2 separate regions of the Homo sapiens genome follow, and region 2 is linked to region 1. Evidence: chromatin loops called from intact Hi-C (ENCODE). Cell type or tissue: heart left ventricle. All regions are shown on one strand. Each heading gives the region's core, and the rest is flanking DNA. Links, peaks and the distances in the headings are about the cores only.

Region 1 (12,205 bases), core at 2,524-10,523:
TTACCCAATCTTCATATACTTTATTTTTAATAACTGCATACTATTCCATCAAGTAGATATATTCTCGCTTACTAATCTTCTATTGTTGGATATTTAGACATTTTAGGTGGTTTAGCTTCTTGCAAATTATGAATAATTTTGCTATAAATATCTGGATATCTTTGGGCATAAAGTTTTTTCATGTTTTGAAGTATTCCCTTACAATACCTAAAGTAAAATTTCAAAGTCAGTCAGCATTTGAAATTCCTAATGCTCGGTGCCTAACTGCCTTCTCAAAGTGTTATCAATTTCTGTTGGCACCAGCAATTTATGAAATGCCCATTTCACTTAACCTCACCAAGGTCACTTCCTTCTCAACCACTAAAATCTCTTGAAGAACCTGGACATCCCAAAGGCAGCAGCACTGAGTACTCAGGCCAACACTTGCCCCTGTTCTCACTCCCTTCCAAGGGCAGTGTTTCAGCTCCAGTTTGTGGAGGGCAAACTTTCCTGGTTCTCACCCCCTCAGGCTGTGCAACCTTGGATAGCATATTTAATCACTCTGAGCATGTTTCCTCCTTTTAGGGGAGTGAGACAACTCTTCAGTTGCTATTTATTCTATTTCAAACTCTTTAAATGGACCTAGGGCAACCTCCACTTGCATTTCCTACCCTTCCATCAATACACACACATGCACACACACACACATGCGTACACAAACACACACACACACGTGCATGCGCCTGCACATACCGCTCTCTGAGGGCTGTCCACCAAGACCATCTTCCCACTCACCTTGTCCTGTCCTTGGCTCTCTGATTTCTTTGCTTCTCCCTGTAGTTCTCAGCCTCTCCCTCCCTCCCCATCTCCCTTTTTCCCTCCCTCCCTCAATTCCTTCCTGCCTTCCTTCCTCCATTCATCCAACAAATTTATCAAGGACCTACTAGTCCAGCCATAAGTGCTGGGAAACATGGAAAAGAAGGCAGCAGTAGTTCCTACGTACATGGACTTTACATACTAGTGGGGATAACAGATTAAAAATAACAACAAACAAACCCATACAATAGAAAGTTACACATTGTGATGGGCATTAGGAAGGAAATAGATGAAGGCTAAGAGAGAGAACCTCGGGAAAGATCTTTTGATAAGGAAGTAATACCCCCCTCCCTCACCCTTGCTTACCCCCTTCACTCCTTGCTGTGCTTTCATCTCCACAGTACTTAACACCAACTGACAGAATATTTTACTCTTTCCTGGTTTATTTGTTTATTTCCAGTCTCCTCCAACTTGAATGTAAGCTCCACGAGGGCAGGGCTTTGCTGTTCACTGCTGTGCCTGGGCACTGCAGGCCTCCATAGCATTAGCTGGGTGACTGAAGGAGTGGAAGGCCCTGGGACATGTGTGCAGAACTGGGGCTGTTTGTGAGGATAGGTGGTGTCAGAGGTGTATAGGCGGAGGGAACGTCATGTGCAGAGGCTCTGAGAAAGGGAAAAGGGGTGGAAAGGAGCCCAGAGGGGCTGAGTCAGGTGAACAAGGGGGCAGCAGCACCAGGAGAGGTTTGCCAGGCTTTGCAGGCCCTGGTCATGGGTTTGGATTTCACTCTTAGGGCAGTAGGAGGCCCATGATAGTTTTGCTTCGATGGGACACTGGGATACGCCTCCGTGCCCTGGCAGAGTATGTCTAAGATATTTGTGAGTGGGAGTGGAGTTGGGAGTGGGGAATCCACATGGTGAGTTCTTGTGCATGGTTTTGTCTTAACCCTATGACCGAATACTCCCTGCTGGGTGTGGGGGACTAGACTCCTTCCAAGCCTGTTGTTTTGGGACCCTATGATTATCAGTCAGCAAACATATGACTACACTCCCCGAGTTATCATGTTTCCTTGTGTTTTGACATCCAGCCTAGTGGCTGACCCAGATGTGAAACCTCGCTGCTGAAACAGGCAGGCTCTGGAGCTGCCATTTTTTAGGATGACAGTAGATCTGAATGACATCTGGTGGTTTATGGGAATATCTTGTCACCGACCATTTCAAGTGCAAACAACTTCCTTCTCACCCACCTGCTTGCTGCCTGCTTCCCTTTCTTTGCCTTCCCTTCCCACTGGGGAATGCCAGCCATTTGATCAGCATTTGTCAGCGCAGTTAAGCCACATCATTGTTTGCCCAGAGGGACCTATTTCCCTTTGCCCAGTCCGGGCCCTTGAGCAAACCTGGGAATTTATGGGATCCACGGAGCTGAGAGGTTTGTGAGTAGCACAGAGTAATATAGAAAAGTGCAAATGGGGAGCTGGACAACTCAGGAGACTGTAACATGAGGCATGTTAGCGATACCATTTCTCTTCTTCCTGGAATGGGGAGGAAGGGTGTCCTTTTTTTTGTTTTGATTGTGAGCAAATGGCCCAGCATAGATCCAGCTGTTATAACTGAATTAAATTTACAACAAACTTAGTGTGGCACATTTTGAATAGAGCATCTAATTATTATTGGGTTGCATGGCAATAAGGAACACCCTATAAACAATTTATTGATACAGTATAGCTTTCATTCAGCCAAAACACACTTTGTTTCTTTCATCTCCCTTTGTCTCTCTGTCATCTATAATTGGCATTCATGGTATTCTCTGACGGTGCTAGATTAATTATCATATGGGCACACAGTACCTGGTAGCAATTATTATTCTGAAGAAGAAATTAGAGTCCACTCATATCATTAACAAGTGGGAGGACCAGCATGGTGTTCCAGTCCTGGGATTCAGACTTCAGCCCATCATTTATTCGGCAGTGGTATGCGCTACGGTGTAATCACTGTCACCCAGCACATCTGAAGGTCTTAGGCTGTCCTTTGCCAAGAGTAGGGGTGGGTGGAGTGGCTGGGGGCAGGGTAAAGACATACTTGGAGCAAAGTTCTCTGGATCCTGAGGTCTGTGGTCTTAAGGCAGATGGGGGCGGAATAAAGTTAAAGGAGGTGGGGCTGGCAGCACGATCCAGGGACTCTACATTTCCTGTACCCCTACTCCACCCCTGCATCAAAGATATGTAGAAAGAGCGGGAGGGGCGTGGTGGCTCACGCCTGTAATCCCAGCACTTTGGGAGGCCGAGGCGGGCTGATCACCTGAGGTTGGGAGTTCGAGACCAGCCTGACCGACATGGAGAAACCCCGTCTCTACTAAAAATACAAAATTAGCCGGACGTGGTGGCTCATGCCTGTAATCCCAGCTACTCGGGAGACTGAGGGAGGAGAATCACTTGAACCTGGGAGGCAGAGGTTGCGGTGAGCCGAGATTGCACCATTGCACTCCAGTCTGGGCAACAACAGCGAAACTCCATCTCAAAAATAAATAAATAAATAAACATTAAAATAGAAAATATGTAGAAAGAGTTTGGATCAGGATTAGTCTTACTGTAATATCAGAAAAATTCACTGGTCAAAGGATGGCTCTCTCACTTGCATATCCACCAAAGAGACAGAGTATTTTATTACAAAAAAGGCATAAAGGTGAGAAAATAATATAAAGGATCCAACCTTTGGGGGTATCTGAAGAGGGGAGGCAGAGAATGCCTTAGGGGGGTGGGGAGCAGGTGGAGCAATCAATGGGAGGGTGAGGTGTATGTGTGAGGGGAAGGAAGTCAAAGCAGGGACTGAAGAGAAGACAAACTTCTCCAATTGCTGATGTTGCCACGTGGTCCTGTATGTTACAGAAAGGAATCTTCCTGACAGTCTTTTCTGTTTGAGAGCACCACACCCATTCCTTTGGGAATATGAGTTTTCTCCACTTATTTCCTGCCCTAGGAGTTTCATGAATTGGCTTGCCAAGGACAGGGGTCAAACTATCTCTGACAGCAATTAATTGCTTAGTGGCTTATGGAGTAAGCGGCTTACTTCAGGCAGATGGGACAGCAGTGGAAATTTGAATTCTGCTTCATGGCGGTCATGTGGATACTTCATTTTTCTTGGGCATTGAACCTGTGTACAACCGCAGAGAAGGGAACAGCAAAGGGTGAAAAGATGCTAAAGCCAATTGAGCAATCTGTTCTTTGCAGGCTTGGGAGTCCTTAAAAAAAGCTACTTCAGAATAGGTCAAATGGAGGGGTGGCAGGCAGTTCATGGTTGCTATGGTGACCAACAAACATGTTTGGCTTCTAGAGGTCCTGCCCCTGAAGAGGATGATGGCTTTTGTTATGAAATTTGTGAATGTCCCTTCATCTGTGTCTTCACTATTTATTTTCAAAGTTGTCAATAGTAACGGACTATGCATCACTTGTGGCCCATCTCTGTCCAGGTTTGGTGCTATCCTTGGCCCCTACATTTACCTCTGCTGGGATGTGAGGTTCTGACCTCTTTCAGAGCCTGCAGAGGTTTATGGGAACCACAGAAAAGCACAGGGGAGTGTGGCCATGAGGAGACCAGGGCTCTGCTGTGTGACTTTAACTGTTGTGGCCCTCAATTCTATTAAAAGGGGGGTAAAAATATCTGCTCTTATTAGGAAAAATGGCTAATGCATGCTGGGCTTAATACCTAGGTAATGGGTTGATAGGTGCAGCCAACCACCATTGTACACATTTACCTATGTAACAAACCTGCACATCCTGCACATGTACCCCAGATCTTAAAGTAAAAATAAAAATTAAAAAAATACCTGCTCTTCCTACCTTCTGAGGTTTTGTGAAGGTATATGAGATTTTAGATGTAAAAGTAACTTGAAAATATTGAGTGCATTATATTCTTTTATAAAGGAGCATAAAAATTTAACTCCACAATCCTGAGATAGAATGCTTATTACAGATGGTAAATATGTAAGTGTCAACCCTAATTGAATGATAGTGGCTGTCTCTGTGTTGAGAAGGATATGAGGCTGCATCCAGGCTCAGCTGGCAATGGTGCCAGTCATTTAGTGATGTCAGTTATGTGTATACGAGGCAGAAGTGGCATCACAAGTGCCATGTATTTGCTGTCTTGGTTTAGGACATTCTTCCTTGCTTCTTGCTGCTGCCTTTGGAGGTTGGGAACTCATTACTGCTCTGTAGCTTGCTTGGTATTGGTTTGTCAGGGCTGATTCATGGAAGCTAAACTCCTACCCTGTCAACCTGAAACCTGTAATTTTGTTTTTTCAAAACAACATTTTGATTTCTTACTGGTAAAAGTGAAATGTGTTTATTGTTAGAAATGTGACAAATAGTAGAGAAGCAGACAGAATAAAATAAGAACAGCCCATAATCTCATCATTCCTGGATAACTTTTAACATTTTGTTTATAGGTTTCATGCCTTCTGATGTAATTTATTTTATAAAAGGATCATTAGTTGCTTTATGGAGAACAGATTGTAGGCGGGCAGTGTGAATTCAGGGAGACTAACGGGGAGGCTCTCATAGAAGTCTGGGGGAGAGATGCTGGTGGCAGAGGAGTGGGCAGTGCTGATGAGGAGAGGGGCTGGATTTGGTGCATATTTTGAACATAGAGACAACAGGACTTGCTACTAATGGGTTGGATGTAAGGTATGAGAGAAGAAGGAAGGCATCAAGCATATGATGCCCTGGTTTCTAGTCCCATCTCTTGTGAAATGATGATCCATTTACTGAGATGGGAAACAATGAGACGGAAGCAGGTGTGTGTGTGTGTGTGAGGGGGAGGAGACAGCAATGGAAATCAAAAGTTCCATTTTGGATATAAGAAGGCCAAGTAAGAATTTCACACCTGAGTGAGGATTTCTAGTCGGGAGCTTAGGGGAAGAGGACAGGCAGGGAGATTTTATCTGGCGGATTATCAGCATAGAGAGGATGTAGGGGAGATGGTCTCAGGAGTGACATGTAGATGGCCAGGAGGTCTGAGGACAGAGGTTGAGCCCTCTAATATGGATTGGTTGGGAAGAGGAGAAGGATGCAATATGGGAGAACAAAGGAGCAGCCAGTGGACTAGGAAGAAAACTAGGAAAGAATGCAGTGATTGGAAACCAAGGGCAGAGGGTAGTTCAAGAGAAAGGAAGTGCTCCTTCTCTCTATGTACACAGAAACACTCACATGCATAGATACATATGCACACACATATTTTTATGTGAGACTATGCCCATTTTTATATAAATGTAGGGCTTTTCATTTATTATGGTGACTTTTTTATCCCCTTAAAAACCTTCCAAAAGATTATTTTGAATGGCTTTAAAGTAGTCTATACTTGTAGCTGTAACCTTAGAAGGAACAACCTTGTATATACATTTTATGTTTCTTTAAATTCTTGAAGTGGAATTACTGTGGATATGAAAACCTTTAAGGCTTTTGATATCTGTTGTCAAATTGCCTTTCAGAGAGGTTGTACCAAGGTTGTACACTCCACCAGCAGTCAACTGAAACCAAGCATTTGGCAAGCATTATTAGCATTAAAATTATATATATATGTGTGTGTGTATATATATATATAAAATTTTTAAATATATGTATAAAGATAATTGCACACACACATAAACACATATATATGGATATATATGTGTCTATATATGCCTGTGTATGTATATGTGTGTGTGCAATGCTATCTAGTTTTCTCCACTTGCATGACTTGGTTACTGGAGGTTGAACAAGTTTCAACATAAGGCTTCTTGTGTGCGGTCTGAGTGGTGAGCAAGTTGATCTGGCACCCACACCCCCTTAAGTATGAAAAAAATGAGTGTAAACATCCCCCAAGTCAGCCATTCAGGGCATGAGGGCTGCGGAGGAGGAGGAAAGCTGGTTCTGAGCTAGTTTCTCGGTGGGGGTGGAGTAGATCTTTGTCAGCAGTGAAGGAGCCGGTGTGGTTCCCACAGCTTGCAGTGCCTCCTCCCTTCCCGGCCAGACTTCCTGTGGGCCCAGCCTGGGAAAGGGCGTGGTCACCAAGAGGCAGAAGCAGCCCTCCTCAGCTGCACCAGCCCCGATGTGTTAGGTGGTGAAGTCTCTGTTGCCCTGTGAACCGCAGCCCACGTTGCCCAATTCAGCAACAAACACGAGCCATGGGGCCCAGGCCGACTGCCCCACATACAGTGTCCTTTCCTGCCTGGGTGGAGCCTTCTCGGTCTGAGAGGCCGGTCCTCTGCAGAGAGACCTTCGGAATCCTCCCTACGGCCTGGCTGGGCCTCTGTCCAGCTGAAGCGGAAAGACCCGGTGTGCTGTGAAACTGCAGCAGGGCAGCATCCGTCTGTTGGTCTGCGGCGTCGCAAAGGGCGATTGCACCACGTTGTTAGGCTGTGGATGTGGAAATCGACAATACTGAGGCGATAGAAATCTTAAAAGAATGTATGGGACATAAAGATAAGCCAAAAATGGGGATTGTGGCAATCTTGTGTGTAACATTTCTCATTTCATAACTGTGCCAGTCGCAATGTAACTCAAAGGAAAAAAGAAAGCACCACAACCCTTTGCTTTCTGGGTAGCACAGACACCTGTAATATTTTCTATGGTCGCCAAGGACGAATTCCTGACAGAGTGCAATTAGCACAGGTTCAGAGGCCTCAAGTCCAAAGGAAAGGATTCTGTGAGAAGTTAAAACTGCAAGATGAAAAATTTTCAGTAGAAATGGCGCTGATATTGAGTTTCTTCAGATGTTTTTCTTTTTGTATTTATAAAATATTTCCATTGTAAAGCATTCAATTAATGAAGAATGGTGTAAAGTAAAAGCTAGTCTTCTCTCAAGTCCCTCAAACCTCACTCCCACTTGCTAACAGTTTGGTACGTGTTTTCCAGTGCTTTTATTATGCAATTATGAACATTTATATGAGTATAGTACATAGCTCATGTATAGTCCGTTTATCAAGCTGCTAGCATGCAGTTAGTGTTCAATAATATATACCCACACATACAATTTAAAAACTGAAAATGAGATTATACTATGCAAATTCTGCAACTTGTTTTAAGTTTTATTTAAATGCAATTTCTCTTTGTCTTTTTGGCAGGTAGTTTAGTTTCATCTTTGCTTTATAAAGACAAAAAATCAAAAACTTTTTCCAGCCAAGGACTACCAGGTAGATGAATTTATTCGACTATTATTTGTTGCATGCCAAAGATGCATCAGGCATTGCTCAAGGAGCTGGGAATGAGTGAAATAACAATCCTCACCCTCATGGAACTGACATTTTGGTAGAGGGAAGCAGGCAATAAACATGTTTAATAAGTGGATTGTCAGATGTTGATAGCAGAGCAGATAGCAGAGCATGTTGGGGATGGTTAGGGAAGGTCTCCCTGAAAAAGTGACACTTGAGCCAAGGTCTAGAGATGGAAAGGGTAATGCCACAGGGATATCTGAGGAAGGGCGTGTCAGGGAAAACAAACAGAATGTACAAGAGCCCTGAGGAGGGAGATAGATGACTTCCTCAGAAACAGTAAACAGGCAATGTGGCTGGGTAATGGTGAGAGAAGGGAGGACAGATGGGGTGGTTGGAAAGGACCGGTGGGGCCTTGCAGGGGATTTGGAGGTCCTGGGCTTTTACTCTGAGGGGGATAGCCTGTTCCTGGGGGCATGGAGCAGAGCAGCCTCATGATGTGATGCATGTTATCACATGAGCACCCCGGCTGCTGTGGAGAGTAGACTCTCTCAGGCAAGGGCAGAGGTAGGGATGCCAACTGGGAGGCCACGGTGGCGATGAAGCAGGGGAGTGACAGTGAACATTGGGATGGGGTGTTGGCAGTACAGGTGGGGACGCTGTTGGATTCTGGGTACACTTACAAGGTAGAGACAACAGGATTTGCTGATGGATCAGATGTGGGATATGAGACAAAGTGCAAAGCCGAAGATGACTATGAGGACCTAGTAACGCATGGAGTGTTCCTAATGAGAACTTTATTCATTAGTCAAGGCAAGAAACAAACAACACGAGAGTATGGATGACAACAGACATCAGAACATGGAGATCTGGAGGGCCATTATAGACCCTCTTTTCCTCTCTTTTTGCCTCCACAATATCATGTGCTATGCCACATGTGTGTCTCCTCCATATCAGCACCTCTCAGTCCTCACCCTGAGAAACCCCTAATGGGAGAGGAGTACAAACTATGAATCCCAGCCGTCTGGGCCAGAGCTCATGGGGCCCATTACAAGCATGGCATTACATTAATACCTTGTACTAACAAAATCCATGTTAATGCTGGATTCTACTCCAAAATATCTATATGTTCATTTTAATATATTCATTACCTATAATTAAGTAAAATTGTTGGTCTTGTATGATGGGCCACTGACATACACCAAGAATCCCTGAGAAGATATAAGGCTTGGAGATGTTTGGCCCATGCCTTTCCTATTGTATGTGCAGGAATACTGCCTCCCAAGAAGAGCCCACTTATTCATGGGTTGGCTGGTCCCTAAAGCACCTCTGCACTTCCAGGACCATGCTGTATACCTGTACTGAGATGAGCAGGTAACCAGATCAGGCACAACACAGAATGGTCGTCTCACCAGCTTGGGCTCTTCCATCTCTACACTGTAGTACAGGCACTTTCTTACAGATGGAAATAGATTTTTCTTCCTTCCTTTTACCTTATAACATTCTACTCATCCTTGGGTTTTTAACCTGTTTAAAAGCTTTTCTCAAATTTCACATCCTGTTCATGATGCCTTATGCTACCATTCAAAGTGATAACTTGTTTCAATTAATCCTTAGAGCACTTATTTTCTACGGGGATCGTGGTATATATTGGGAAGACAAAGCTTGAGTCAGAAGAGCAGGGCCTTGGAATCAGGCTTACTTTAATTTAAACGCAAGCCCTGCCATGATCATCTGTGTGATTTTAGGCAACTTTCTTCACCTCCAAGTCTATAAAATGGAATTCAAAGTGGAACTGGAAGGATGATTAAGTGAAATGGACATGTGAAGCACCTAGCACAGTGCACAGCCATTTGATAAATATTATTGCCTCTTCCCCCTTAACCTCTTAATTTGGTACTTTTAGTATTCTACTTGTATGGTTCCATGTTTTGAATTTTTATGTGTTTTAGTTCTCTAACTAGACAATAAACTCTTAGAGTTTAGAAACCACATTTTATATTTCTTGACATCCCTGAAACATCCATCACAGTACCTTGAATGTGGGAGATGATTTATAAATGTTTGCTGATTGATTTATGGATTTTTTTTTGGCAAGTTTAAACCTGAAGGACATACTACTCTCTGGAGTTGAGAACATAGCAATGAGCCTCAAAGAAGAAAATGAGCCTCAGTGTTCATGGAGGAAGGTCATTGCTTAGCACCTTGGGAAGACATGCAGCTGATGGATGAGGAGGATGCTGGATGGCTATGCTGAGTTGGCTTTAGACTCTGCTCACCAGCTTTGGAAATGGTTACCCAGAAAGATGACAATATCCTGATAACCCCTCCATGACCAAATTCTTTAGCAAAGCATTTCAACAGGCCATCACCGTGGCATGTGGACTGATGGGTTGCACAGCTGTTATTATGTGCTTACAAGGGAAATTAGGAGTAATTAATGGACTGGGATCAATAACAGTATTATATTGTAGTGAATGATTTAATTTTCTAAGTGAAGAGGTAAGCACAGATATTTCACATCATTAAAATAGATGTGAATCAGCATAGCAGGTTTGAAGAAACTACTCCATTTTTTGTTGTATATAAAAGTTTAAATTTTTAACTTCTATTTACTTTTTGAAAAGGTAACGCATGCATAAGGTAACTTGAACAGTTCAAAGTAGTATTAAATAATTGCTCCCCAGAGACAATCACTATTGCTAGTGTATTGAGTGTTCTTCCAGAGGTGCCCTATGTATTTGTGTGTGTGTGTCCCTTAGCTGGAAGTAGTTTCGAGAATCCAAGAACTTCCTGTTGGTCTGCTATATCTGTTTGGTTCATCCGTATATCTCTGGTTGTTACCCCAGAGACCAGACCATACAGCCCAAAATTTATGGTCAATAATTATATATTGATTGAGTAGATCTATTTTAGTCAGTGACTGATTTAATCTGTTTTAGCAGTTTTTAGAAAATGATCGGCATTTGCTTGATACATCTTTATTGTGAATTAACAAGACATATAATTTGACATGTCTAGATAATAGAGCATCTTCATGAATTCTAATGTATTGGTACAATAATTTTAAACCACTGGTACAGAAGCTGCCTCTCTGAATATTCTTCACTGACTGGAGGGAACTCTTTGGAAAATATGTGCCATCTGAGTTTAAATAAGAATGGGTTAAGAAACAAAAAAACAAGATTAAAAATATGTCAGAATACACATGCAAATTGGTGCAGTTATTGAAAGTTGCTAGTTGGGAGGCTACATATTTTAAAAATTGCCTCCTTAGGTTTACAAGCCACATATTACTGTGGCTGCTGCCACTTCTACTATTATTGCTGTTGCCACTACTAACATTATTACTATTTATTTGGCATTTGCCCCTATACAGTACCGTGTATACTTACTTACCACGTATACTTACAGTACCATGTAAGTATTTTGTATGCATTATGTCATTTAATCTCGTAGCAACATTATCAGGTAGGTATTATTATCATTTGCATTTTATAGATGAGAGAACCGAGGCAAATAATGATTTCATAACTTGCTTATGTTCACAGAGCTAATAAAATGGTGGAAGAAGGATTGTGGCCCAGTGTGATACTAGAGCACATACTTCTGAGTCGTGCTTCAGTTTTGACCAAAAATGGAACATTCTTATTGATCATCCTTTCTGTTTGCCAAATTTAGCTCCAAATGACTTTTTCAAAATTTTATATTTTTTATTGAGATGGGGTCCCACTGTATTGCCCAGGCTGGTGTTGAACTTCTGGCTTCAAGCAATCCTTCCACTTCAGCCTCCCAAAGTGCTGGGATTACAGGTGTGAGCCACCGCACCAGGCCAGTGCCTTTTTTTTTTTTTTTTTTTTTTTTTTGTGGAGATAGGGTCTCGCTATGTTGCCAAGGCTGATCTTGAACTCCTGGCTTCGAGCTATCTCCTGCCTTTACTTCCCATAGTGTTGGGATTAAAGGGGTGAGCCACTACACCCAGCCAACTTTTGACTCTTTCAACAAATGAAATCCACTTTCAGAAAGAATGCTGTTGTGTTAGCACTGGGTTTTCAAAAGATATGTGTCAATTTTAAAAGAGGAGCTTCCAAAATGGTTTGCATTATTAAAATGGGTGAATACTTTGAAAGGGATAATAACTCATTTGTGTGTCTATACATGTGTGTTTGCTTAAAAAAATCTGCCCTTGTATTTATTGTCACATCTCATATATTTAATTTATTTAAATATA
Region 2 (12,205 bases), core at 1,288-9,287, 130 kb before region 1:
AAAAAAGTCCTCTTACGCTGGTGCTCACAAATGAGTAAAAAGGTTAATAAATTTCAGGTCTACTTAGTAATCCAGGGAGATAGAAGTCTGCAAACAGAGATTTTTCTTTTTAGGTTGAATCTGACATTATGAAAAGCTACCCATCTTTTCTCATACTCAAAGTATTTACCCAAGCTTTAAACACTGGGTAGCAAGAGTGTGGTGAAGGAGCTAACATTAATCGTGGGACCATTTTGCGGAATCTCATGCACATTATCTCATTTAATTTTCATGACAATCCCTTAAGGAAAGCAACATCGTTCCCATATGACATAAGTGAGGACAGGAGGGGGCTTTGACATATCCTATCACAGAGAGGCCCATGCCGATGCAGTTTCTTTAAGCCCTGCTGATCCCTTGTAAAATTTAGTCATCCTCTGCCGCCGACCTCCCTCATCCACACAGTGGTATCATGCTGCAATACTTTGATACAAGTGCCTCTTTGCCACTGTGCAATGCCAGTTATGGTGAGATATAGCTCCCATTTCCAGCCACCTTCTGTGGCCAGCCAATTCATGAGACCATGGACAAGTGCAGACTCCATCTTACTAGGAGAGGAGACAGTGGAACTGATAGCCCCTCCCTCAGCAGTACAAATACAACATCTGTCTCCTCAAAGCTATTTCCTCTGCTCTGGTTATGTAGAGGCAGGCATGCCAGTGCCTTTATGTTGACTGGGGCAGTGGAGGTGGTGGAGGATGATAGTGGGAGGTAAGGAGAGTTTTCTGAATTGATACCTCTCAGTAAACCCTGCATGGCCATGGAAGGGGTACCTGGTGGTTTTGGTCTTTGGTTACAATTCTGGGACAAGAGCATCACTTACACATGGATTATCAAATTTAGCTCTTATAACAACCGTATGAGGAAGGTTTGTTCATGTAATATAGTAGTTGCAAACATGGGCTTGGGCTTTAATTACAGGTCTTATATCATTCACGTCAAGTTCAAACATGACCACTGTTGTGCCTATTTCCTCTCTGTATCATGGGAAGAATGATAGTTCCTACCTTATGCTATTGTGAACAGTAAAAGAGATAACCTACATGGTAGTAAATGCTGTGTAAGTGTTTGCTATTGTTATTTTTATTTTCCAGATGAGGAAACTAACACCCAGATAGGTTCATAGCTGTTGAAGATCATATAGCTAATATGTGCCTCTAAAAGCCATGCTCTTAGCCATTCCTTCACGGTGGTGTTACTTAGCCTTTTCCACATTCTGGCACACATGGAAAAAATGTGTGGTTATAATAATGTTATTACTCATACACAGCATTGGGGACAATTAATAGGATAGCTCAAATCTTAAGGTAATTGGTCTGGGAGGCCCTGACTGTGCCAGGTCCCCTCTGATTAACTGACACTCTGGCTGTACTGGAGCAGGGAACAGAACCTGCTTCTCCAGGCCAATAGTTAGGTAAGTCTTCATGGAGAAAATGATGTCTTAGGTGTGGCTGAAAGATTAGTAAAATTTAGTAGCAAAAGCAAAGGATGAGAATGGGGAAGTGGGGAAGTCTGCTTAATTTTCTCCTGTAGAAAATGGAGATCATGGTAATACCTGTTTCACAGGTTAAAAATGAAATAAAGGAACATACATGGAAAAGGCTTTGTAAGATGTGATATCAATGTTAGCTGTTACTATTCTTGAGGTAAATGAATAAAATATTTAAAACCGTAAAAGTGAACAGGGCATAGTGGTCGCAGAGATAGAACACTGCTACCAAACATTCACTTGGGGAAAGTTTACAGCTTTAATAGGACTCGTATCCTTTCATTCATCCATTTATTCATTCATTCTTAACCAAATAAAAGTGAACATAAGCATTCTCCAACATTTGTTATGAGGCTCAGCCTATTTTCATCAATAACTGAAGCAAGTAGGAATAAGATCAAGAATCCTATAATCTCAAGCCAGGTGTGTCTCTGAAGTCCATAGTAGTTTGGCCATATCTGGGAAATGGCATACCAGGCTGTCTCTATGTGATAGTCCCAGGGCTTCTTGGGTGAGGACTTGTCCAGAGGGGCAAGGCAGCTAGGCAGAAGCAGCTGGATCCCAAAACAAAGCTTCGATCATTGGAGGGAAGGGGTTTGGGGCTGTCACTCAGGTTGTCTCTGGCTCAGGGAGGGACATCTGCATCCTGTAGAGGGAGCATGGGAAGGTTGTGAGTAAAACTTGCACTGACAGCGTTGTCCATCCCTGGGGTCCAAGGACATCTGCCTTGGACCTCCTGCCCTAAGCTAGAGTAAGCCAAGAAAAAAGAAGGGAAGCGAGAACTTCTTTCCAACTATGCAACACAATACCGAGACACCTTGCCACTCTGAGGGCTCCATGGCATCAGCTGTGGTAGGAGATGTCAGCACCTGCTGGAAATGGTGGCAACCAAAGGATGGAGGCCACAGAAGAAGAGAGAATAGCAGGTGCTATGTGGATGAGAATCAGATTTATTTACGGAAAATATTCACAGAGTGATTAAGGACAAAAAGTAGGAAAACATGGGTTACATACAGAACAAGGCAAAGATAGTTAAACCTTGAAACTTTTCCTAAGTCTTCATAGCCAATTCATTTCTGTACCCTTCAGCTACATACATGTTGAAATCCAAGATGAGCTCTGTAGACCAATTCATCTCAAAATATTATTTAAGAAGTTTTTTTTATTTTCATAGAGAGTTCATTTAAAATTTGTCCAACTTTGACATTTTCTTTTCTGAATTTGTTGTAAAATTCAAGTTGGGTAATTTACACAAATGCATCAATATTTTAAAAGCTACCAATCTTACACATGCAAAAAAGAAGGTTTACAATCTTCAGTAATCTTTAATGTAACACACATTCATTATATATGAGCTCTCAAAGGAGAAACTTGCGTTGTTCGGAATCCTAAGTGCTACACGATGGCGTCTTTGGGAAACTTAAATACCACACATTTGCTTTGTAAAACCATCGTTGAGTGACTTTAGTGGATTAACCCTGAAAGTCATCATGACTGTTTTGTCTTTAATAATCTGGACCAAGCAAAAGGAGAAAAGTTTCTATGATGGGACATTCTTGTGGTCACAGTTTTAACAAGATATACTGCTTGAAATTTGCCTGTGATGCTGGAATGCTCATTAATTCTCGGAGAAGCTGACTCATTCTTTGTGGCTGAACTCAAATGTCACCTCTTCTGTGAACTAGTCCTCAAAACCTCGAGCAAGATTAATTGCTCCCATGGAGGTTGGTACATGCCTTTGTTATGGCACCGTTATTACATAGTGTCTTAGCTAGTCATGTGTTTTTTTACCCAATAAACTATGAACTTCTTGGGGTCAGGAAGGGTTCTTGGCAAAGGAGGCACCTAGTAGACATTTGTGGAATTAGAGTACGTATCTATCATCAGTAGATACTACATTTAAAATATGGATAGATTTGCACACTTGTAAAAACCAAGAGAAAAGTGTTCAAGGAGCTGTTGCCATCCAGATGTAGGACAGAAAAACGAATTTTGGGACGTTGTAATCTTAAAATTCCTTTAACTGGAGAGATTCAAGAGAAGTCAACAATATTTTGAGGTGAATGACTGAGTTAGTAAATGAAAGTTTCTCTTTATCCGGTGGGTACTTGATTAATACCTACATTTAAAGCTATCATTCAGGGGAGGGAAGGGGATGGGTCTGGTATTTGTCGAATTACTTCTGCCTACTAAGCTCTGTACTAGGAAGTTTCCATTACAGGATTTCACTTTAGGTGCAACCATCCTGCTGGTTGGGTTCTATCATCTTTTTTTGTCAAATGGAGAAACAGAAACTGCAAATTACTCAACTTGTATTTTCAGAGAGATTTAGTAATGTGAACAAAGTCATTCATCTAGTAAGTGGCTGGACCGGAATTCTAACGCAAGTCTGAAAAAAAGTCTTAGCATATACCTATACATATTAGGAAAAAAGGGAGAATTCAGCAGTTATTATGATAAATGAGGGGCAGCCCTCATCTTGTAGTTTACACTTACCCTCTTAAATACGTATCTAAGGAGAAGCGGGAGGTGGGATGGGGCTTGGATTAGGCAATATGTATGGTGGTTAAGCAAGTGGACTCAGAGTTAGACAACCTGGGTACAGAGCCTGGTTCTGTCTCCTTTTAGTTGTGTGACCTTGAGCAAATTATTTACCTTCCTCGAGCCTCAGGTTCTTTAACTGTAAAAATTGGTGGAGGGGAATACTCATCATTTCTATCTCACTGGATGTTGTTAGAATGAAATGAAAGAATGAACATAAACACTTAGCCAAGTGCTTGGCACACACTAATGCTCAAGACCTTATTATCATAATTATCCAATGCTCCATATTTACTACCCAAAGTCAACAGATAATTGCTTATCTTCCTACTTTCTTAATGTTTGGTAAATGCAGTGTTAAAGTGGAAGACAAGTCCACTCAATAGATCTGCAGCCAGAGTATTGGGTTTGGAATCATTCAATCGGAGTTTGGTTCCTGGTTCAGCTTCGTAATCTTGTCTAGACACGTTGCTCAGTTTCTCTGGACTCAATTTTCTTACCTGTAAAATAGTGATCAAAACTATACCTAGCTTACAGAATTCTTGCCAGGCAAGAATTGCTAAGACAAGGAGTACACGAAAGGGCATTTAAGCTAGTCTAAGAGAGTCAGGAGGATCTCCTGGAAGGGAATGAAGCCCAAGTGGACACCTAGAAAAGAAAAGAACTTGTCAACTATGATATACACTTATGTCAATAATACATTATTATTTAAATAACATAAGTATATATAACTGACATTTAAAGTTATTTTGGACTGTATTTCCCATTTTACTGATTTTTCTTCAGATAAAACCTTTGAATTTCATTAAGTTTTAAGAAGAGAAATGCCATGATTTATTTTTTTTTGGTAGATTGTAAGTATCTCCAAAATTTGGTCCATCATTTTCCTAAAGATGTTTCTAGTGAAACGCTAGTCTTCTGCAATATCTTCAATCATCAACTGTGTAAAGTGAGAACTAAAATAAATATAGACTGAAACTCTTTCTTGCTTTCATATTGAATGAGATAAGTGCATGAGCTGAGAGAGAGGGAGAGAGAGAAAAACACATGTTTACATCTTGGATGTGATCCTGAGTTATTCCCTGGATATAAATAAGACACTTTGAAAGGCACATTAACTTTTCCAGGTCACGAGGGTTTTCATTAGAATGCTGGACTATAAATAGTTCCCTAGTGAGGTAAAGGAAATGATGCCCTATTCCTTCTCACTCCCAGAGTTCTTAGCACACTGGAGAACAACATTCTTTTGCAAGTGTTTGGCTTACTATGTGCTGGTATTGTTTATAAGGTCAAATTTTGGATTAACCTTTTGAGATTTAAAATAAAATCAGACAAGGGAATCTTTGTGAACATTTTATTTCTTAGGGAAAATTATTTTACATGGAATTTACCTAGTGTACCACATAAAAATTCTTAACACAGAGTATCTCGCACAGTGTAAAAATATATTTCCCTTGAGTAGCTTAAATGTCATCATGTTTGGTACAAAATAGGAAATACTTCATTCTGCAAATTACCTTGCCAGAGCTTCTCTGCTATGATCTCATACATAACAGTGATATCTATATAGAAAAGGATAATTGAGGAATTACCTGGTGAATTCAAACAACAGCGTCAGTCACAAGTGATAATTCAGATAGTATTTTGTTTTGTTATCTTTTATTGTTAAATTTTTTTATTGTTATTATTTTTTAAGAAACAGAGTCTTACTCTGTCGCCCAGGCTGGAATGCAGTGGCCTAATCATAGGTCACTTGCAGCCTCGAATTCCTGGACTCAAATGATACTCCTACCTTAGCCTCCTGGGTAGCTGGGACTACAGGCATGTGCCACTATGCCTGGTTAATTTTCTTTTTCTTTCTTTTTTTTTTTTTCCCCCTTGTTAATTAAAAAAATTTTTTTTGTAGAGTTGAGTTCTGGCTGTGTTGCCTAGGCTGGTGGAAAACTGCTGCCCTCAAGTGATCCTTCTGCCTTGGCCTCCCAAAGTGTTGGAATTACAGTGAGCCACTGTGCTTGGCCTGTTTTGTTACCTTTTTAGAGCAAGATTATCTGTCTAAAGAATTAAAAAATTACCTATACTTATTTCAATGTATTTTGTCTGAAGTATTTCTGGGAGATGCATTGAACAGGCCACATTGGGATGAAGTGTGTTTGTTAGAATAGTAAGATCTGGCACATGGCTGGTCATGTCAGGTTTTTGCTGGATTATAACTGCTTGAGGACACAAACTGTATCTTATTTATCTTTGAATCCCTCTGGTGTCTTGAATGTAGTAGGCATTCTCTAAATAGTTATCAAGTTGATTGAAATTCATTTTGTTACGAAAATAATTTCTGGGCCTCCTAGGAATCAGACAGTGTTTGAAAAATATATCCCTCAATGCTCATTATTACATTTGGTTTAGTTTCTCGTGGGGACCCATATATGTTATTGAAACATAAAATATATCTGTAATAGGAAAATATGGATGTGACAAGAAAAGTAGCAGCAAAAATTGGGCAGCAACCTTTGGTAAATATGAGTAAAATCGATGCAGACCTGCTGACCTAACAGAATTCTTACAGATTTAGAGTTTTTGGAAACTGTTTCCACGGTTCTTGTACATTATACAGTTTGTCTTACTTTTCTCTTTTGACAGTTTTATTATTAAGTAAGCCAGAAAATGAGATGAGGAGATGCTTATCTCTCTCTCTCTCTCTCTCTCTCTGTGTGTGTGTGTGTGTGTGTGTGTGTGTGTGTGTGTGTGTGTGTAAACAAGAAGCCAATACAATTTCATCTCAATAAGATGAGCCCTGCTTAGGAGGATAATGACCATTAATTGAGAGACTAATATGTACCAGGCAGTCTTTAAATACATTAACATAGTTAATGCATACAACAACCCTATGAGGTACCTGTTATTTCCATTTTTAAAGTTTATAAGCTGATGTTCAGAGATGTTTAATAATTTTCTCAAGCTCACATAGTTAGTGGCTGAGCTGGGATTCACACCCAAAACTCTTTGACTAGTGAATCAGTTTTCTTCCCCTGTATTGTGCTTGACACAGAGGAGGCACCCACGCACGCTTATTCTTAGCAGTGTCAAAACATCTTTTTTTTGGGGGCACCATTTGTCTGTAATTATTACCTGTAGAATCTTTCTTTGAGCCTTAAAGCCAGATTAAGGCTTTGCTTATGTACAGCAGTAAAATAGTCCAATCTTAGCTTCCAGTACTGGCGATATTTTCTGGAAAGTCGGTAACTGGACAAAAGTGAGTCACTTTGAATAAAAGAAAAAAAGTGAAATAGGGTGTTTAAATAAATAAATAATAAAAAGTGAAATAACATTTTCATGTGTTTGCTTCTACTCAGAATTCAAATTGCTCAATTCGTTGCATTAGGAAAAGACAAAGGATTAAACACCCTCATATAGTTTTTGAGACAAAGTCTGGCTGTGTCGCTCAGGCTGGAGTGCAGTGGTGCAATCACAGCTCACTGCAACCTCTGTCTCCCAGGTCAAGCCATCCTCCCACCTCAGCCTTCTGACAACTGGGACTGCAAGTGTGCACCACCATGCCCATGTCTGGCGAATTTTTGTATTTTTAGTAGAGATGGGGTTTTGCTATGTTGCCCAGGCTGGCCTCAAATTCCTGACCTCAAGTGATCCGCCCTCTTTGGCCTCCCAAAGTGCTGGGATCACAGGTGTGAGCCACCGCACCTGGCCTCACTTTTTAAACTATTGAATTAGTATCCTAGAGTTTTTACTTTCAGGCAGTAATAAAGACACCCTATGGAAGAGCTGCAGGTGGAAGAGGTTGAGAAGGATTCTGTGTTTCATGAGTTGATATAGGGGTCAAGGTAGTATTTTGTCTGGGGAGGAGAATGGCGATATAAGAGAAGCATGAGCTAGTTTCTAGTCAATCTTCTTTCCTATGCACACAGGATAATTACAAAGTTAAAATTAAAAGACAATTTACCTATCTGACTTTTTTGTTTCAGTGATGTCACACTCAGAAGCAGTTAAAATAGCAGATAAGGAAACCCCTGGGTCTGTTGAGATCTAAACAACCTGTTTCTTTGTTGTACTATGTACCAGGTAAGGTGGTAAACAAAAGAAGCACAGTTCCAAACCTCATGGAGCTTATATAGTCAAGGCATGGAAAGGCAATATTTTCATATAATAGTATGTAAGAACTTTCAAAGAGACATTGCAGTCAAAAAAGATTCAACTCCAAGGGTGAAAACTTGCCTCCAAAAGGCTCCTGGAGCCAGGCTACGGCTGGAAGTGTTCAGAGGGACTGTGGGAAGACAAGATAATTGAAGGAAAAATAAGGGCTCCAACTAGTTTAAGGTATTGACATCAGCAGGAGATTGCACCGCACCTAACTGGGGTTACTGGTGTTATTAAGCAATACAGACTGCCTGGGCATTAAAAACTGACTGGAGTGGGTACCATAGTGGTTTAATGCAAACTACCTTCATTGGTAACTTGAGGTAGGTATATCTGAACTCTAGCAGCTGATCACATCCACTTTCTGTGAAAAGGCTTTCATAATACTTTTTAAAAAATTATTTATTTATTTAGGTACCAGTAACAGCACATAAAATTAATCATTTTAAAGTGAATATTTTGGTGGCATTGAGTGCATTCACAATGCTGTGCAACCGTCACCTCCAGTTCCATGACATATTCATCACTCCAGAAGGGAACCCTATAGGTGTTAAGTAGTTGTTTCCCATCCCCCTTTCCGCCTGTGCCTCATATCTACAAATCTGTGTTCTGCCTCTGTGGATTTACTTTTGCTGCATACTTAATATAAATGGCATCATACAATAGGTAACCTTTTGTGTCTCACTTTTTTCACTTAGCATAATGCTTCTGAGGTTCGTCCATGTTGTAGCATGTATCAGTACTTCATTCCCTTTTATGGATGAATAATATTCCATTATATGTATACACCACCTCTTGTTTATTCATCCACTGGCAGACATTTGAACTGTATCTCCCTTTTAGTTATTGTGAACAGTGCTGCTGTGTACATGGGTATACAATACATGTACTTGTTTGAACACCTGTTTTTTAATTCTTTTGGCACTATACCTAGGAGGGAAATTGCTAAGTCATATGGTAATTCTACGTTTAATGTTTTGAGGAACACCAAACTACTTTCTCCAGTGGCCAAATGACTTTACCTTCCAACAGTATATTAGAGTTTCAATTTCTCCATATCCTCCCCAACACTTGTTTTTTGCATTTTTTGATAGCCATCCTCGTGGGTGCGAAGTGGCACTTCATTGTGGTTTCGATTTACATTTCCCAAGTGACTAATGGTGAGCATCTTCCCATGCTTGTTGGCCATTTGTGCATCTTCTTTGGAAACATATCTATTCAAGTCCTTGGGCCATTTAAAAAATCATGTTGTTTGTGGTTTTTTTTGTTGCTGAGTTGTCATAATAATTTGTGAGCCATGTAGTTTAACTATGTTATGTTCAAATCCAACACCCAGAGCTGTCTTAGCGATGGGCTTGTTGGGAGGTGTGGGCAGGGAGAAGGAACATAGGAGAGGTGGAATTTCGTGTGTGGGTGAAAGGGGGTAACGTCAAGATTCACCTTCCCTCATAACTCAGAAGAGGAAGTGCTAACTCTGGCATGGCACTTTGATGGATTTGCCTTCCTAGAATCTGTGATCTCAACTTCATTCTCACCGTCAATGTCTGGCTTAGTAGTAAAGATCTACCATTTTTGAGTGCACTGCACACAAATTATCCTACTTAAGCTTCATAGTCATGCTGGTTGGTGCTATTATTTTAATTTTGCAGATTACAAAAATTGAAGCTTGGGGAGATTATGTAACTGGTCCAAAATCACAACTAGGGCAGGGTGCGGTGGCTCATGTCTGTAATCCTAGCACTTTGGGAGGTTGAGGCTGGCAGATCACTTGAGGTCAGAAGTTCAAGACCAGCCTGGCCAACTTGGTGAAACCCCGTCTCTACTAAAATACAAAAAATTAGCTGGGCGTGGTTGTGCATGCCTGTAGTCCCAGCTACTCGGGAGGCTGAGGCAGGAGAATCACTTGAACCCGGGAGGTGGAGGTTGCAGTGAGCTGAGATCAGACCACTGCACTCCAGCCTGGGGGACAGAGCAAGACTCTGTCTCAAAAAAAAAAAAAAAAAAAAAATCACAACAAGATGGAGGTTGAATGAGTAGAATTCCTTTCTCCCAGATCCATGCCCTTTCTCTGTTGCTCCATGGATGGCTCGCCACTTGTTTGTCTCATTACTGCAGCCTCCTAACCTTTCTCCCTTTCTTCAGTACCACCTTCTTCAGTCAGTCCTCTGCACTGCTGACATTGGCATTCTTTCTTAAACATAAATCTTATCATGCTACATCTCTGCTTGAAGTCTCTTAATGACTTGTCATCCTTCAAGATCCACTGTTTTCTCTTTCAAGTTACCATCTTTTGCTTCCCTCATTTGTGCCCTACTTTACAGTCCTGTCAAACTACTCCCAGTTTCTTGAATCTGTCAAGCTGCTTCATAACCTCATGCTCAAACATAGAGTTCCCTCTGCCTGGAATGTATTAAAGGTCCCTCCTCACCCACAGTACATTATGAATCTTTCCCCCATGCCATAAAATGCACAAATATTGGCAAATGAGGTAGTCAGGGGAAAAGAAAGAGAGGAAGCTGTCGTTATTTACTTACTTTACCTTGACTACCTGGAATATCCAAGAGAATTACCTGAAAAACAAGAAGGTAGTCAGATATAAGATTTTAAAAAATCAGTAGGTCTCCTAATCACCAGCAGTAACCAATTAGAAAATGTAATGGAAAAAAAGATCTTATTCATAATAGCATCAAAATGATAAAATATCAGAAATAGTAAAAATATGTAAATCCATGTATTTAAAAAACATTCTAAAATACTATTGAAAGATAGAAAAAAGAACACCCGAGTCCATGCAAATATACTCCATGTTTCTGCACAGAAAGTTTAATGTGGTAGCTATGAGCCTAAAGCTTGAGTTTGATTGCCATTTCTACTCATTCCTTCCTTGATCATCTCAGGAAAATGGCTTCACTCCTCTAAGGTCTAGCTTCCTTGTTTGTAAAATGAGAGTAATATTATTAGTTAACTAGTGTGTCAAGTATAAGAATTAAAGAAAATGATCTTTTCAGAACACTCAGCCCAGTGCCAGGCACATAGTAAATACTTAATCAGTTATCTATTATAGTAAAGATGCCAATTATCTTTAAGATGATCTGTGCACTTAATGCAATCCCAATTGAGGATTCGTTTTTGTGGGTGATTATAATTTTATTGGGAGATTATCTTTAGAGGTTATTGGTTTTTCATTTCATTTTTTTTGGAGTAATGTGTTCTCTGAGTTGCAAATGTCTCACAACAAAGGTGTTTTGGTTTGGTTTTGCCTGGTGTTTTGCTGGTCCCATCTCTCTCTCTCTCTTTCTGTCCTGTCCTTTTATCCCTCCTTTATTTAGTACCCTTTAGTTATACTACAGCATACTGTAGAAAAGTCTACAGTAAGTGTACTGCTATCCTAGTCAAGAAATAGCACATTACCTGCACCCTAGGAATTCCCCCTTGTGACCCTTCCTAATAACTAACCCCTCCCTTCTCCTCAAAGTTAATTCTTTTTTAGCACATTCTAACACTTTATTGGAAATTGGTTGCATACATTGATGAAATCAGATCAAAGTAAAAGCATCATTTTCACACAATAATATCCTGATATCTGTGTTATGCTATCTTATATAATTTAATAAATCCCAAGATGTTCCTGATTTTGGTATCAAAGAGCTTGAGTGTCCACAAATAGCTCTATACAAATAATAATCATAGCATCTAAAATAGCCATCATTGTTTTGCATTGGTTCCAAAAGTCCTGGGAATATCTCTTAAAATATAAGTACCTTAGATTGGCTGCAGTGCTGGTGGGAGGGAGTGAAGGGGGTACACATGGAGCTAATTATAGCAGGAGCTGGGCAGAGGGAACAGGCTTCTTTAGGGTGAGGAACATAAGGGAATGGGGGCTGGAGATTCTGAAAGCTGGGCAGGGAACTCAGTCACCCTGCATTTTCCAACACTGCTTGGGTGTCAAAGCTAATAGAGACAGAGACTCCAGTGTGAAAAGATGCC

What was found. Peaks named below come from ENCODE experiments on the same cell type or tissue, not always from the same donor. Only the 100,000 strongest peaks of a DNase experiment are listed, where the experiment ranks them.
Region 2: it touches region 1 in a loop (13-fold over the local background); 9 of 110 quality-filtered maps call a loop at or near these places.

What each region holds. Positions count from the first base shown.
Region 1 is chr12:68,360,004-68,372,208 of GRCh38, reverse strand. No RefSeq gene overlaps it. Among named protein-coding and RNA genes, the nearest start is that of MDM1, 34 kb to the right of the region's middle. RefSeq lists enhancers at 6,463-6,984, 6,912-7,171, 6,985-7,507. In heart left ventricle, for the core only: a CTCF peak has its summit at 6,824; a DNase peak (open chromatin) is centred at 6,938; H3K4me3 peaks cover 981 bases; H3K27ac peaks cover 1,807 bases.
Region 2 is chr12:68,488,879-68,501,083 of GRCh38, reverse strand. No RefSeq gene overlaps it. Among named protein-coding and RNA genes, the nearest start is that of LINC02384, 43 kb to the right of the region's middle. RefSeq lists an enhancer at 12,128-12,205. In heart left ventricle, for the core only: no CTCF peak of the experiment used is centred there; no DNase peak of the experiment used is centred there; H3K27ac peaks cover 421 bases.